Regions from separate parts of the Homo sapiens genome. Here region 1 is linked to region 2. Evidence: chromatin contacts called from ENCODE Hi-C or POLR2A ChIA-PET data. All regions are on one chromosome and are shown on one strand. Each heading gives the region's core, a stretch centred on a gene start or an enhancer-like site at or near the end of the contact. The rest is flanking DNA. Distances are from core to core; before and after follow the strand shown.

Region 1 (6,917 bases), core at 3,606-6,105, 44 kb after region 2:
CCCCTACCCCTTGCTCCCTCCTTTCACGCTCACCCCTACCAAAGTGGCCACATTTCTCAGCAGTGTAGAGGCCTGAGGGATCCATCAGCAGGCTGACCACCTCAGAATCACGCTGATTCCTCAGCCAGCATCCCCAGTCAAGACACTGAATCCCTAGGCCTGAAGGAGAACCCAGAACTCGTATGCTTTTCCGAGCTTCCTGGGTGATCCTAATGGTCACCAGGTATGGGATGCTGTCCTATGGCCCCTGCATCAGGGGTGCACCCAGGGCACCCATCCTCTCATCATGTCTCCATTCTGCAGGGCCAGGGACAGAGCAAGGAAGACGGTGGGGAAAGGGGAAAATGTCTCCAGCCTCCCATTCTTGAGTTCACTGGGAATCCTGTCCTGAGGTGGTCTGTGAGGCAGGAGGTGCCACCAGGGACAAGGGGTGAGCAGCAAGAAGCACAGAGGAGGATTTGGAGGGGCTGGAGCCAGGGAGGAAATCACACAGAGCAGGAAATGCTGGGAATGAAATGCAAGAAAAGGACAGGGAATGAAGGACAGACCCTGGGACAGGCAAGGGGGTGTTTGCAAACTGCAGTGTCTCACTTCTCCCCGTTTAAAAAAAGAAAAGTTTCAGTGTGATGCCACACCAATTTTGAGGAGATGCCTTGGCCAGTCTGTTTGCTCCTTCAAGATGTTCTAAATCCTTTTTTCTCTTCTAAAACTCTGCCACACAGCTCCTGCAAAGATAGTCATCTCAGGAAAACTCACTGACGTTGGCATGAAAGTCACTCGGTTCTATCTCATTCCTGCTTCACTGGCTAAGTTACTGGCAGCTTCAAGAGCAGGACCTTCTGGCAAAAGGCCCTGAGCTTATAGAGAAAGTGCTTCCCCAGGGTCAGAGGTGTAAGGGCTCAGGACCAATGCACGTCTCCTGGGACCCACGGGTACTGCCCCTTCATGAGGTCGGGCGCCCCCTCCCAAAAAGGTCATTCAGGGTGTGTCCCGGGAGCCCGGAGTCCTCGCGCCTTGGACATTTGCTCCCAGGCCTGACGGTGCGCTGGGTGCAGACTGGGCCATGAATTACCAAGGAAACACGCCGCGGCTGCCCACACACATTCAGAGGCACAAGCCTGATACGGGCATCTTTGTGAACTTGTGCTTGGGAAGGAATAATAAGAGAAATCGTGACTTGGCCATTTACCTCGCCTCGGCAGGGGTGGGAGGTCGGAGTGGGGTCATATGGAGACTGAATTGGGGGAGAGGTTAATGAGAACTAAGGAAAATGCGGCAGGAGGCTGAGAACCCAGAGCGCAAGGGTCAATGCACTCTTCTTTGACCAAAGCCCCCTCGCTGGGAGCTTGGCAAGCCCCAGCTCCCCACACAGCTGCTGCCCAACAGGCCTGCTGGGATGGGGAAGAGAACGGGGTCAGAGCAAGCTGTTCCATTCCCACCACAGGCGACCACTCCCTGCCCACTCCACGAGCCCTGGTTTCTGGAATAAAGCTCTGATTTGTCTCTGGCTAGGGCAGAAGGCCGACCAAGGGAAAAATAAGTGTAAAAAATTCTGGGTGGAACGCAGGTAAAAGAGGTCTTGGGGGGAAGGAGGAGGAGAGGGGACTCTAGAAGATCTGGGAAAGATGTTTTCAGCCTCAAGTCCAACCCCCAGGATTATTAATATCTATCTACTATTTTTAGGAAGGCAATGTTGTGTAATGGAAAAGCACAGCTTTGAAGTTACATTAATCTGGGCTCAATTCCTGACCTTATTAATTACTGGCTGTGCGATCTTAGGCAAGTCACTTAACCTCCCTGAACCTCCCTTTTCTCATCAGGAAAATGGGTATAATAACAAATAAAATAATGCATGTAAAATGCCTAACACATAAATAAATATTAGTTTCCTATCTCACCTTCTGGAATAATAAAAAGCAGCTCTTAAAACTCTCAAGTAATTCATATTCTTTGGGAACTATCATGGTAAATAAGACAGCAGTCATCAAAAGACTGCTTGAGATAAAACCCACGCTCCCCCACATGCTGGTTTTGTGATTCGGGGCAAGTTTCTTAAGTTTCCTAAGCTTCTGTTTCTCCATCCGTAAGATGAGGCTGACCCCAAACTCACAGGGTTGAACTGTGTCAAGCACTCAGCAAAGGGCCTGGCGAATAAGAGGGACATAATAAGGTTAGCTTTGGCCACTGTTTACTGCTGCTATTATTTTAAAAAGCAACTCATCTTTCATTGATAATGAGGTGGCATAGATTGGATTTCAATACTAAAATAAAGACTAGTTCTAATCGGTGATTTCAGCTTCCTCCCTAAACAAACCTTTCCTTAGACTTGCTTAACGCAGGGATCTAAAAGCTTCCACGAGGGTTCTTTGGATGTCCTCCTCCCATCCCCCGCCCTCAGCAACCTCCTAAAGTGCAGTAGAACAGGCACAGGGCCAGGACCCGGGAAAGAAACAAGTGGTCTGAGTAAAGCACACGCTCCAGCAGAGCCCTGGGTCTCCAGTGGCCAGTCCCCAGGGGGAGGAGACAAGGCCTGGGGATACCGGGAAAGGCAGCAACCTGCCCCTCAAACAGCGAGCCTGGCAGAAAAAGGGGAGCAAACGAGAGGGGAGCACAGCGTTGTCTCTGCCTGGCTCCCCACAACCGGCCTCAGTGCTTGGCAGAGAGATGCGTCTTTGGTCTGTGTCGGGGAGAAGACATTTTGCACCCTTCTCAAGTGCCAGGCGAATGCCAGTTAGAATGATCACACTTCCTGGGGAGTGCCAACTAGATTCAATTAGGGCTCTGGCAAAGCACCCCCACCCTGCAGGTGCTGCTTTGTTCACTGACAACAAAGGCCTAGCTTCAGCATGAGACTTGGACCAGGCAGAGAAGAAGGCTGCTCAGGACCAGTCCTGGCACTTGAGCCATCCCCCTCCCCACAGCCCCAAAGCACTTGGAACACAGATGCTCCCTGCACAGCCCAAAGCTGGCTGGAATGGAAAGAATGGTATCCCAGAGTAGAGACTGAAAGAGGTCTTTGTCCCTGCAGTCACCCAGACAGAGACTTATGGCCTCATTAATGCTCAGAAGTTGAAAGCTACCTGGTCCACCTTCTTTATGTTTTCTGGAAGCTGTTATATACCAAACATGGCACCTGGAACAGATCCGGCACATAGTAGGTGCTCATAGTAGATTCACTCAGGTTTTTGCTGAATGAATAAGCTGTGAGAGAAACAAAGGTGAGTGGCCAGGGACCTCGTCTCCAAGAGTGGATCATAAAGTGCATGGGATTCGTCATCATTCAGACCCAGTCCCAGTTGCAGATGTGAGGATGAAAACATGCATTAAGCTCTCTAGGCCTTAATGTCCTAATCTATAAAATGGGGATGCCTTGTTGATCTGCTGTGAGCGTTTGCTGAAATAATGCATGTAAGCCTCTTAACAATGTCAGGGACAGAGTAAGCACGCCCTAGTTGTTAGCTACAAATAGCTGATCAGGACAAAGCCATGAATCTGTTGTGGAAACACTAAGACCCTCTGTCCTTTTTCTCTGCCAGCCTACCTGCCTGTCACCTTTCCTGATCATGCCTCCTTCCTCTCCGGCCTACCCGCAGACAAAGGTGATCTTTGTAGCTTAGCCACTGGTTCTCAACTCTGCCCCTCCAGAACCACAGTGGCTTTCTCTTGTGTGGGGAATCCAAGCCAAACTCTTCACCCGGCTTCAAAGCCTCCCCTCCACTCAGCTTCCCCCTACAACTCCTGCTCGCCACCTACCATCCATCACAACCCTGTGGTCCCAGATAAGTCAAAGGGCTTATGATTCACAAAACAAAGATACCCTTTGCCTGGTCTGCCATAATTACTGGCTGCACAACCTTAGGCCACAGTGTGCTCATCTTACAATGAGGAACGTGCACTGGAATCCTTCTAGGACCCTGGTTGTGCTTCTACAGTTTGGCTCCAAAGCCTGACCGCTGCCCTCGTACCCTGCGTGGACATGAGGCAGTAGCAATCTGTATCTCCATGCTGTCTGAGAAATGGGAGAAGGGAAGGATAAGCTCCTATCCCACCAGAAGGTTATTGAGAAACACTCAGGACCAGGGCTACTTGACTCTGCAGGGAGGTTTCTGAATAGCCATGGTCTGTCTGCTTCTGGAAGCCACAGCGTCCCAGCAGAGCTCAGGATGAAAGAATCAAAACCTGGCCAGAGTGGCCAGGAGACCTGAGGACAGTTTGGCTTCCGGATAGCCTGACATTCTGCCCCAGGGGGAGTCATTGCCCCTGTGTGCACAGAGCTCCCAGCCTCAGTGTGCCTGTCGCCTCTCTTGCTCCCTGTCAGCAACATCAGTGAATATGCTGGTGCCCGACTATTTTAAACGTTTGGAAAGCCATCCCAGTGTGTCTTCCACGTGCTGGGAGCCACCCGCCCTTATGTCTCCTTGGGGCTTCTTTCATAGACATGGAGAGACTCCAGCAACAAGAGGAGGAGCTCTAGGTTGCACACTCACTCCCCCGGCAGGGTGGTCTCTGCACCCAGGAGGCAGAGGCAGGGCATAACCGGGTAACAACACTTCAGGGCCTCTGGGGCGGAGCTTACCCACGCACCCCTCCGGCCCTCGACACCTCCTGGCTTTGCCAGCTTTCAGATGGCTGCCAAAGAGGGGAAGGTAAGAGACCTGTCAGAGGCAGGGCCTGCCCATTCCAGGCCTTGCTTTCCAACCCCCTTCAGGCAGCAGGCAACACCACCCCTCCCTACCCGGACGGTAAAAAAGCCCGCTGTAGTAGAGGGAGTGCAGACCACGAAGGAAGGGTGGGGAGGAGACCCGGAGCCTCTGGACAACTGACAGGGAAACTTAACACTAGCCCAGCTGGCTGAGGGCAGGGCCAGGGAGCTGCGGCCTAGACATGGGTCACATGGGCAGAGGGAGGGAACCAGGAGGCAGATTGAGGGGTAAGAATTAAAGAGGAAGCTCAGTAGGAGATGAGCTCCCAAGAGATAAATGTACGAAGCGGGTGGGGAGAGGAGGGGAGAAGGACACCCTTGAGTAAGGACTGTGAGTGACACTTATGGCCCTTGAGAGATATTACTAGAAATACTACCCTAGTGATATTTGCCTGGGTTCCCTGGCAGCTGTGAACCCAAGAAGGGACAGTGTCAGACACCTTATGACCACAAACAGCTGCTAACATGTCAGAGGCATTTGAACCACAGCGGCTCCAGCTTGAATAGGGGCTGGGTAAAATAAAGCTGAGACCCACTGGGGCTGCATTCCCAGGAGGTAAGGCATTCTAAGTCACAGGATGAGACAGGAGGTCGTCACCTCACAAGATACCAGTCATAAAGACCTTGCTGATAAAACAGGTTTCAGTAAAGAAGCTGGCCAAAACCCGTCAAAACCAAGATGGCAACAGAAGTGAACTCTGGTCCTAGAGGAGGAGCTCTAGGTTGCACGCTCACTCCCCCGGCAGGATGGTCTCTGCGCCCAGGAGGCAGAGGCAGGGCATAACCGGGTAACCACACTTCAGGGCCTCACCACCAATTATATGTAAATTATTATGCATTAGCATGCTGAAAGACACTCCCACCAGCTCCATGACAGTTTACAAATGCCATGGCAACGTCAGGAAGTTAACCTCTATGGTCTAAAATGGGAGGGAACCCTCAGTTATGGGAATTGCCCACACCTTTCCAGGAAACTAATGAATAATCCGCCCCTTATTTAGCATATAATCAAGAAATAACCATAAAAATGGGCAACCAGTAGCCCTGGGGCTGCCCTGCCTATGGAGTAGCCATTCTTCATTCCTTTATTTCATTTTATTTTATTTTATTTCATTTTATTTTATTTTATTTCATTTTATTTTATTTTAGAGACAGAGTCTCACTCTGTTGCCCAGGCTAGAGTGCAGTGGCGCGATCTCAGCTCACTGCAACCTTCGCCTCCTGGGTTCATGCCATTCTCCTGCCTCAGCCTCCTGAGTAGCTGGGACTACAGGTGCGTGCCACTACACCCGGCTAATTTTTGTATTTTTAGTAGAGGTGGGGTTTCACTATGTTGGCCAGACTGGTCTCGAATTCCTGACATCAAATGATCCACCCACTTCGGCCTCCCAAAGTGCTGGGATTACAGGCATGAGCCACTGTGCCTGGCCTCCTTTACTTTCTTAATAAGCTTGCTTTTGCTTTATTCTACTCCCCCCAAATTCCTTCTTGTGAGAGGTCCAAGAACCCTCTCTTGGGGTCTGGATTGAGACCCCTTTCCGGCAACAAACAGATGTCTAGAGAAGGAAGGGTGCACCTCTGCTGCCACTGTGGACACCCTAGGGTAGTGCTAGGTGCGGGGGTTCCCCGTCAGAGTGCAGGGAAAGCCTGAAGCTCAGTTGCCCTGGGAGTCACGTGAGGGCTCCTGTCTGTGGCTTCTTACCTGGGGATCCCACAGACGCGTGAGGTTTGGGTACAGGTAAAACTGAATTCCTTGGGCTGCCCCAGGCAACGTCACCCCTCGAATTAACAGGACCACCAGCATGAGGTAAGGAAATGTGGCCGTGAAGTACACCACCTGGTCATGGGCAAATGAGAGACAAGGAGCTTGTGAGTGAGGAAGCAGCAGGGGCAGGAGGCAGGGGCAGGAGGCAGGGGCAAGAGCTCCTCAGAAAAGGTCAAGGGAGTGTTCCTCCTGCTCCCAGCTCATCCACAGCTGTTTAGTTCTGTTGCAGGAAGTTAGGGACCCCGAATGGAGGGACTGGCTGGAGCCACGGCAGAGGAACATTAATTGTGAAAATTTAATGGACACTTATCAGTTTCCAAATAATACTTTTATAATTTCTTATGCCTGTCTTTACTTTAATCTCTTAATCCTGTTATCTTCATAAGCTGAGGATGTACATCACCTCACCTCAAGACCACCGTGATAATTGTATTAACTGTACAAATTGAT
Region 2 (7,682 bases), core at 904-3,403:
TGACAGAAGTGGGAAGACTGTGGCAAACTCCAGCATGCCTCAGGGCTTCTGCTGCAAAAATCAATTTTTTCATGCCACACTGGCCAAATTGTAGCTGCCAGATTTGGCCTCTGTTCACCAGTCTGCAACTCAAACACCAAAGGAAACGAGATGAAAGTGTGCCCAGAGTAAGTGGGTTCTTGGTCTCACTGACTTCAAGCATGAAGCCGCAGACCCTCACAGTGAGGGTTACAGTTCTTAAAGGCGGCGTGTCCGGAGTTTGTTCCTTCTAACGTTCAGATGTGTTCGGAGTTTTTTCCTTCTGGTAGGTTCGTGGTCTCACCAGCTCCGGAGTGAAACTGCGGACCTTCGCGATGAGTGCTACAACTCTGAAGGCGGCGCGTCTGGAGTTTTTTTTTCCTCCCGATGGTTCAGTGGTCTCGCTGGTTTCAGAAGTAAACCTGCAGATTTTCCCAATGAGTGTTACACCTCATAAAGGCAGAGTAGACCCAAACAGTGAGCAGCAGCAAGATTTACTGCAAAAGAGCAAAAAAAAAAAAAAAAAAAAAAAAAAAAAAAAAAAAAAAAAACAAACCACACACACAGCACCCACTGCACACAACGCGACCCCAGCGGGTTACCACTAGGGCCTCCGGCAGCCTGCTTTTATTCTCTTACCTGGCCCCACCCACATCCTGCTGATTGGTCCATTTTACAGAGAGCCGATTGGTCCATTTTACAGAGCGCTGATTGGTCCGTTTTGACAGGGTTTTGATTGGTGTGTTTACAACGCCTGAGCTAGACACAAAGGTTCTCCAAGTCCCCACCAGAGAAGCTAGATACAGAGTGTGGATTGGTGCATTCACAAACCCTGAGCTAGACACAGGGTGCTGATTGGTGTGTTTACAAACCTTGAGCTAGATACAGAGTGCCGATTGGTGTATTTACAATCCCTGAGCTAGACATAAAGGTTCTCCTAGTCCCCACCAGACTCAGGAGCCCAGCTGGCTTCACCCAGTGGATCCCTCACTGGGGCCACAGGTGGAGCTGCCTCCCAGTCCGGTTCCGTGCGCCCGCACTTCTCAGCCCTTGGGTGGTCGATGGGACTGGGTGCCCTGGAGCAGGGGGCGGCGCTGGTCGGGGAGGCTCGGGCCGCACAGGAGCCCATGGAGGGGGAGGGAGGCTCAGGCATGGCGAGCTGCAGGTTCCGAGCCCTGCCCCACGGGAAGGCAGCTAAGGCCCAGCGAGAAATTGAGCACAGCAGCTGCTGGCCCAGGTGCTAAGCCCCTCACTGCCCCGGGCCGGCGGGGCCGGCAGGCCGCTCCGATTGTGGGGCCCGCCGAGCCCACGCCCACCCGGAACTCGCGCTGGCCCGCAAGCGCCGCGCGCAGCCCCGCTTCCCGCCAGCGCCTCTCCCTCCACACCTCTCTGCAAGCTGAGGGAGCCGGCTCCGGCCTTGGCCAGCCCAGAAAGGGGCTCCCACAGTGCAGCGGGGGGCTGAAGGGCTCCTCAAGCGCAGCCAGAGTGGGCGCCGAGAGCGAGCGAGGGCTGTGAGGGCTGGGGGCACGCTGTCACCTCTCAAAAGCAAACCCAAATCACGACCCCACAGCTGCTCCTTACGCACGCACGTCGTATGCACACCCACACACACACAGGCGCGTGAACTCATGTGCACACACAGGCACACACACACACCTGTACTGGTGCTCTGGGCAGGCTGGAGAGTGAAACAGTTGCTCCTTGCCCAGGTTGTGGAGCCATTATGGCTGGGTCCCTGTGAGAGGTGAGGTTGGCCCGAAGTCCCTTTCCCGCACCCCCCTCCCCGTTCCCTCCATCCCCACCCCCATCCAGATCCCTTTGGACTCATCCAGAGAATGGGAGCGATGGAGGGAGGAGCTGTGGACGCTCTCAGCCAGGGCAGAGAGCTTGCGGGACAGGCTGTGCGCTAAAGCCAGGGGGTCTGGGGCAGCAGAGAGGATGGCGAATTGGTGCAGGGCGAAGGAATCTGAAAGAGGGCTGTGCGGTCCGCAGAGAGCGAGGCTTGGGAGCCCGACCCAAAGCGTGCCCTCCAGGGTGCAGCACCGACGGGTGCCGCGGCGTTTGCAGGCGGGGAGAAGGCGGCGGGAAGTACTGGACTAGCTGCGGGCAGGGGCCGGCTGAGGCGCGCGCCCGCGTGCTAGGGGCCCCGGGGGAGGGCGGCGGGGACGCGGCGCTACTCCCCTCTGCCACCCGGCGGCCGCAGACAGCGCTGCGCCGGCCTCGCGTTTTTCGTTTTCCGCCAGACCCGGCCTCGTAACTGAGAGCATCTGGCTGAAGCCGTTGCTCTCCTTCTCTTTCCCCTGGGCCTCCTTCTCTCCCCACTAGCCGGTCCAAGGAGCGAGGGCACAGGTGCACAGAGCAGTCCAGAGGGAGACAAGGGGGGCGGTCAGAAGCTAAGAGTACCTGAGGTGGCATAGGCCTGTCGAGGACGGAACTCACCCCAGCCTGACCTGATTTCTCCTGCAGCCCCTGGGCGGGGGGTCCAGGTGACATCTATATACGAATCACCCCCCTCATCCTGGCTGGCTTCCCTTGACCCAGGAAACTGCCCTGAAATTCCCTCCCCAGCCCCAGTCCCTCTCCTCCCTTCCCTTCTGAACACAACAGCACAGACCTTATCCAAACCCTGCCTCCTCCTCCAGGAAGCCTTCCAGCCACAGAAGAGGCATGTGGGACTCGGTAGGGGTGTGGGAAGAGGAGTGGGTGGGAAACGGGTGGAGCCATGTGTGGCAGCTAAGGAGGGCACCCCCACACCCGCCCCCTGGGACACTCTCACAGACTCCGTGCATTCCGTGGGGGAATAAGAGGTGGCAAGGACAAGAACAAAAGGATCTGGGAGGACATCGGGCCAGGTGATGATGGGCTGATGGAGAAATTACCAAGGCGGGGGCGCTAGTCTGGGGAGCTCCTCACCACCTCCAACAGAGGGGTCCTCTCTTCCCCCACCCCAAGCGGCATAGCTCAACAGAAACGGAGCAAGGCAAAGGAGACCAGCACGCATGGAAGGCAATCCATACACACTTGTTAACTAAGGCAGGGGGTTAATGGGAAGACACTGGCCTGAGCACAAGGAGATAAGGTTTTAGTCATATCTCTGGCCCCCAAGAAGGGGGTCCCCATGTGAACTTGAAAAAGTCCCTTTGTCTCTTTGGTCTCCAGGTTCCTCATCCATGAAGTCAGGGGTTTGCGTTAGAAGCAGGATGGCAAATGGTGCTGCCTGGAGCACATTCGGAAGGATTGTGAGGTGGGAAAGAATCTGTGATCAGTTAGCAATATCGGCCTTGGGCAGAGGAACGGACAGTGCAGGGAGGCATGCCGAGTGTTTGTGAAGTCTAGGAATCATCTCCCAAGCCCCTTCCATTCCAATGCTCCAGGAGTTGATGAAACACTGCAAGAACAGTGCGGAACTAGGGCAGGAGCTGGAGATGCCATGAGAGACTCGGAGGAAACTCCAGACTGACGGCATGCAAAGGCTTGCCTCTGTCGTTAAGCCTAAGGAAGGATCCCCTAACGGAACCTCCGATCCAACACAGTGTGTTCAGTTGTCACTTCCAACAGGGTATTGTCCCATCAGGCTCTCCACATTGGACGGCAGTGTGCGTTCCAATTATAGCTCCTCTCCCCGTGTACAAATGCAGTACGCTCTAACAAGAGGCATCCCCACAGTGGAATCCTCATAACTCGAGGTGTTGCAATCAGATGGCGGCCTCCAAAAAGACCCCCCTTTATAAAAACGATGGTGCCTTCCCACAGGGAGTGGCGTCCCAACATGGCACGTCCCAGTGGTGGTGTTATCAGCAAAGGGGAAGGAGCTGCTCCAGCTAGCACAAGAGAGGAGTCTGGCCTCCAGCTGGGGGTGCCTGTGGCTCTCCAGAGGTTCCCAGCAGGATTGTGGCAGGAGACAGAGGCAGAGGCTGTCCGCTGAGAATGGAGGGTGGCCCTGACCTAGGTTCCCGGCTTAGGAGCCGCCTGGCCTCTGGCCACACCCTACAAATGGGTCTCCTTCTCCCCGGCTATCAGTCCTTCCCTTGTTGGGGAGGGCCCAAAGTTCCGGCCAGCACTGCCATCCAAGCAGGGATGTTGCTTGGGCTGTGGCAGACTGGAGTCAGGGGTGATGAGCTGACGCAGACGCTGTGGAGAGAAGAGGCAGGGATTTGGAGCTGATGGTGAGGGAGGCGCAGAAGGTTCCTCATGTGTGCAACCCCAGGGCCCAGCCCAGAGCGGAGCACATGGCCAGCACCGCACAGTATGAGTGAGTCAATGAATGAACCGTTTGAGGTGAGAAGGGAGGCAGCAATACCGTGACTACGAATGAGTGTGCGCTGCCTGGGTTCCAGTCCTGGCTCTGCTGCCGACCTGCGCCACCTAAGGCTGCTCACTTAACCCCTCTGTTAATCCCCCTCAATTTTCTTACCTGTAAATTGAGAATAATAGTAGAATGCACCTCACAGAACAGTGCTTGGCACAGAGTAAGTGATCAATAAATATCTATTTTTGTTATTGTCATTATTGTTATTACTATTATTATGTGCTCAATAAGTATCTATTATTTTTCTTCTTATCAGTGGTACTGCTACGACTGTTGGTGGTGGTGGTGGTGGTGCCATCTGCTCCCTCCTTCTTGCCTTGAATGCAGATGTGATGACTGGAATCGTGACAGCCATCTTGTGACCATGAGGTGATAAACGTGATGATGAAAACACAGCATGCCCAGGATGGAAGTGTAGAAATGCAGGAAAAGTCTGGTCCCTAAGGGCCTCTTTAAGCAGCCAAACCAAATACCAGCAGCCCTAATCTCTGACCTTCTTGAAACATAAAAAACAAACAAGCCTATTTGCTGAAACTGTTGGAGGTTGGGTTTTCTATTATTTATAGGCAAGATAGATTTCTACCTTTGTGGGTCATTGGCTATAGCTCCTTCCAGGAGGATATGTCCCAAACTCTAGACAGGGAGCCTCTTGCGTGTGTCCCCAGGCAGAGTTAAGAAAAGAAGCCAGGAGCCTGTGTGTGGAGTGAACTGTGCTTGCTGGTTATCAGTTTTCCGAGGGCAAGGAATCTATAGTCTTGTAAACCTTCTGTGTCTGGGCACCTTCCTGTTCATGTTTGTGACTTAGTTTTCTCCTGAACCTTTCAGCAGTTTGCCCTCCGTTAGCCTGCCCAGATCATCCATGGGAGGTCAGAGTCTGTAGGTCTAGGACTCTAGGACTTTTCAGAGCATTTCTGAAAAGCCACTGGACTGGTCTTCAAAGTTCGTCTCGTTAAGATTCTGTGAGACTGAAGGGCTGCCCCACACTCAGAGTTTGTGTCTGCTCCCTGGCCCCAGTTGTGTGTCCTGCCCCAAGTCCAGCCTCTCTCAGTGCCCTCCTTTAAGAGGTCACTCTCCCCTACACCACCTACCTTCCTGAAAGGACCCCGAGTCTTCAGGAGGGTGATGACGACGAAGAGTGGGACACAGACCATGGAGGACAGAGCCAGGAACCAGCCAATGGAGTATCCCCAGGGCGGGTACACATAGACGTTGTTGTACTTGAGGGGGGTGTACTTGCTCAAGGAGAAGAGGAAAGTGGCCTGGGAGAAGGAAGGGGCAGCCATGGGTAAGATAGGGGGCGACTGAAACCCTCTCCGCAGCTACGTACAGCCAAGGACAGAGGACAAGTCAGGTGCACTGCAGCACGTCTGTAAGGTGGAAGAGTAAAAGCCCCTGCAAATCCCAGGCCAAGGCATCATTCACATCACAGACGGAGACAGGAGGCGATACAAAGGAAGGGAGGGGCTCGGAAGAGCATCATTCACATCACAGACGGAGACAGGAGGCGATACAAAGGAAGGGAGGGGCTCGGAAGAGCATCATTCACATCACAGACGGAGACAGGGGGTGATACAAAGGAAGGGAAGGGCTCAGAAGAGAAGCTCAGACAGACAGGAGACCAACCATCGAGAAATCAGGCAGAAGCAGGAGGCACTGTGAGGAAGGGATGGAGCCGGAAGTAGGAAGTAGAACAAGATTCTACTTATGGGTGGATGAGATGGCCCCAGAAAGAAGAGCAGGGAAGGCAACATAGAACAGGAAATGGACCAGGCCCCACGGGAGACTGGACAGGTGGGGAAAGAGCCCTGCATGTCAGCCGTCCTTTCCCTCATCTCTGGAGTCTTCTGGGGGCAGGAAGGAATAGAGGGGCAGCTGGTGGGCACATACCAGGCAAAGTCCAGGGGTCAGGAAGAGCCAGGAGATCTTCACCAGGGGCCATGGCCGGTAGCCAATCATGTCCTCAATGTTGTCATAGAAACGGTCCGCCCCTGAGCAGGCATGGCGTGGGAGAGTGTGAGAGCCAGAGGGTGAGAACAGCTTCCCGGTGTTTGGGAAAGACCCACTTGGCTCTGTGCCCTTCCCTCACCCCCGCCCTGTGCAGGGAAACTGGAACAGGGCACGTGAGTGAGACGCCTCCCTGACACCCTGTATCCCTGCATGAGATGCATTCGAGTCACGAGGCAGGGGCTGCCCCCACACACTGCTGCTGCCATCTCTTGTCAGTGCTGTCTCTTGCCTCCCTGTCTTGTGATGGAGACCCCACTGGTCTAACCACAAAGGAGTGGTGTGAGCCCAAAATGGGGCTCAATGGTTAGACAAACGCCTGTTTACCCGGGTAGCAGAGATGAATTTGGTTCAAGCCAAAACAGCAAAACAACAAGGCTCCCGCTGTTCAGACACATCATAGAAAACTCATAGAGGGCTAGAGGGCTACTGGGAACAGAACGGTGGTCTAGATTGCAGACTCCAGAGGAACCACCTCTGAGTTCCCAAAAAAGCATGGTAAGAAGGTTAATTTGTGTTTAGTGAAAACATTGACTGGCTGTATTTTTTGTTGTTTCACTCCTGCAGTTTCCACATTTGCTGTAGTTCTAGGCAGAGCCAGTCTTCTAAGAAGCAAAGAATCACTGAATGGTAAAGATACTTGGAGGGCCTCTCTACCTTCCCACCCAAAATACCTTCCCACCGATCCCTGATGCATGAAATCACACCATTAAAGAGTGGTTCCTTTGACTGTGAAAAGCCAAAGTTAAAAGCCAGATATGGCCAGGTGAGTGAAGCATGTTGAGGCTTATCAGCCATTCACACCTGTTGTGACCAAGTTTAGCAGGTCCTCTCTGAGAAGTTTTGAAAAGGAGTTGGGGAAATTCGGAAGGCATCAGATGCCTGAGGTGAGAAGGAAGGAACGTCTCCATGGAGAGGAAAGGACACAAGTGGGAAGGCTTAGGGCAGCAAAATAAAGTCTTTTCTACTCATGGCTGTTCCTGAGGCCCTACTGTGTGGCACCCACTGGCCCTCTGCCCTGAACCTTGTGACATTGGCACTGGGTTCCCCCAAGCGGTGCAGTGGAGTCAGAGGGACCTGGGGTATGAGGACGGCTTCTCCGCTTGCTACGTGAGCTTAGGCAAGAGACTGAACCCCTCTGAGCCTCACTCTCCCCCTGCACAGATTGTAAGTGTGTGAGACCAACCAGCCTGGCACGCAGTCATGCATTGGCTCAGTGAATCGGGCTTCTTCCCCTTCCTGGTGTAGGACATGGTCACCCCCTGGCTGTTGCAGCATTCAGTATGGTAGCTATCTCAGTCTGAGGGGGCCAGGCTGCTGGCGGAAGTCAGTGAAAGGCAGAATTCACCTC

The links. Hi-C counts contacts between places; a loop is a spot of excess contacts on that map. ChIA-PET counts read pairs that join two places held with the same protein, here RNA polymerase II (POLR2A). Pooled maps may share reads with other maps.
Region 1: a loop to region 2 is called in a map of endothelial cell of hepatic sinusoid, with 10 times the contacts of the local background. The contact joins two enhancer-like sites. A Hi-C loop is called at or near these places in 1 of 168 maps with a recorded cell type or tissue (endothelial cell of hepatic sinusoid) and 3 of 50 pooled maps. POLR2A ChIA-PET finds 5 or more read pairs at or near these places in 4 of 52 experiments (Caco-2, H1 and WTC11).

Annotation. Positions count from the first base shown.
Region 1 is chr12:228,686-235,602 of GRCh38, forward strand. It overlaps SLC6A13 (solute carrier family 6 member 13), which reads right to left. Exons shown (of 15, transcript NM_016615.5): 7 at 6,405-6,539. Among named protein-coding and RNA genes, the nearest start is that of SLC6A12, 18 kb to the left of the region's middle. Within about 2 kb of position 4,856, at least 3 of the 41 ENCODE cell types and tissues checked have a DNase peak (open chromatin) inside an H3K27ac peak, as active enhancers do.
Region 2 is chr12:187,063-194,744 of GRCh38, forward strand. It overlaps SLC6A12 (solute carrier family 6 member 12), which reads right to left. Exons shown (of 16, transcript NM_001122848.3): 14 at 6,215-6,315; 15 at 5,416-5,586; 16 at 3,019-4,149. The coding sequence ends at 4,006. Among named protein-coding and RNA genes, the nearest start is that of IQSEC3-AS1, 8.5 kb to the left of the region's middle. RefSeq lists a silencer at 2,076-2,315. Within about 2 kb of position 2,154, at least 2 of the 41 ENCODE cell types and tissues checked have a DNase peak (open chromatin) inside an H3K27ac peak, as active enhancers do.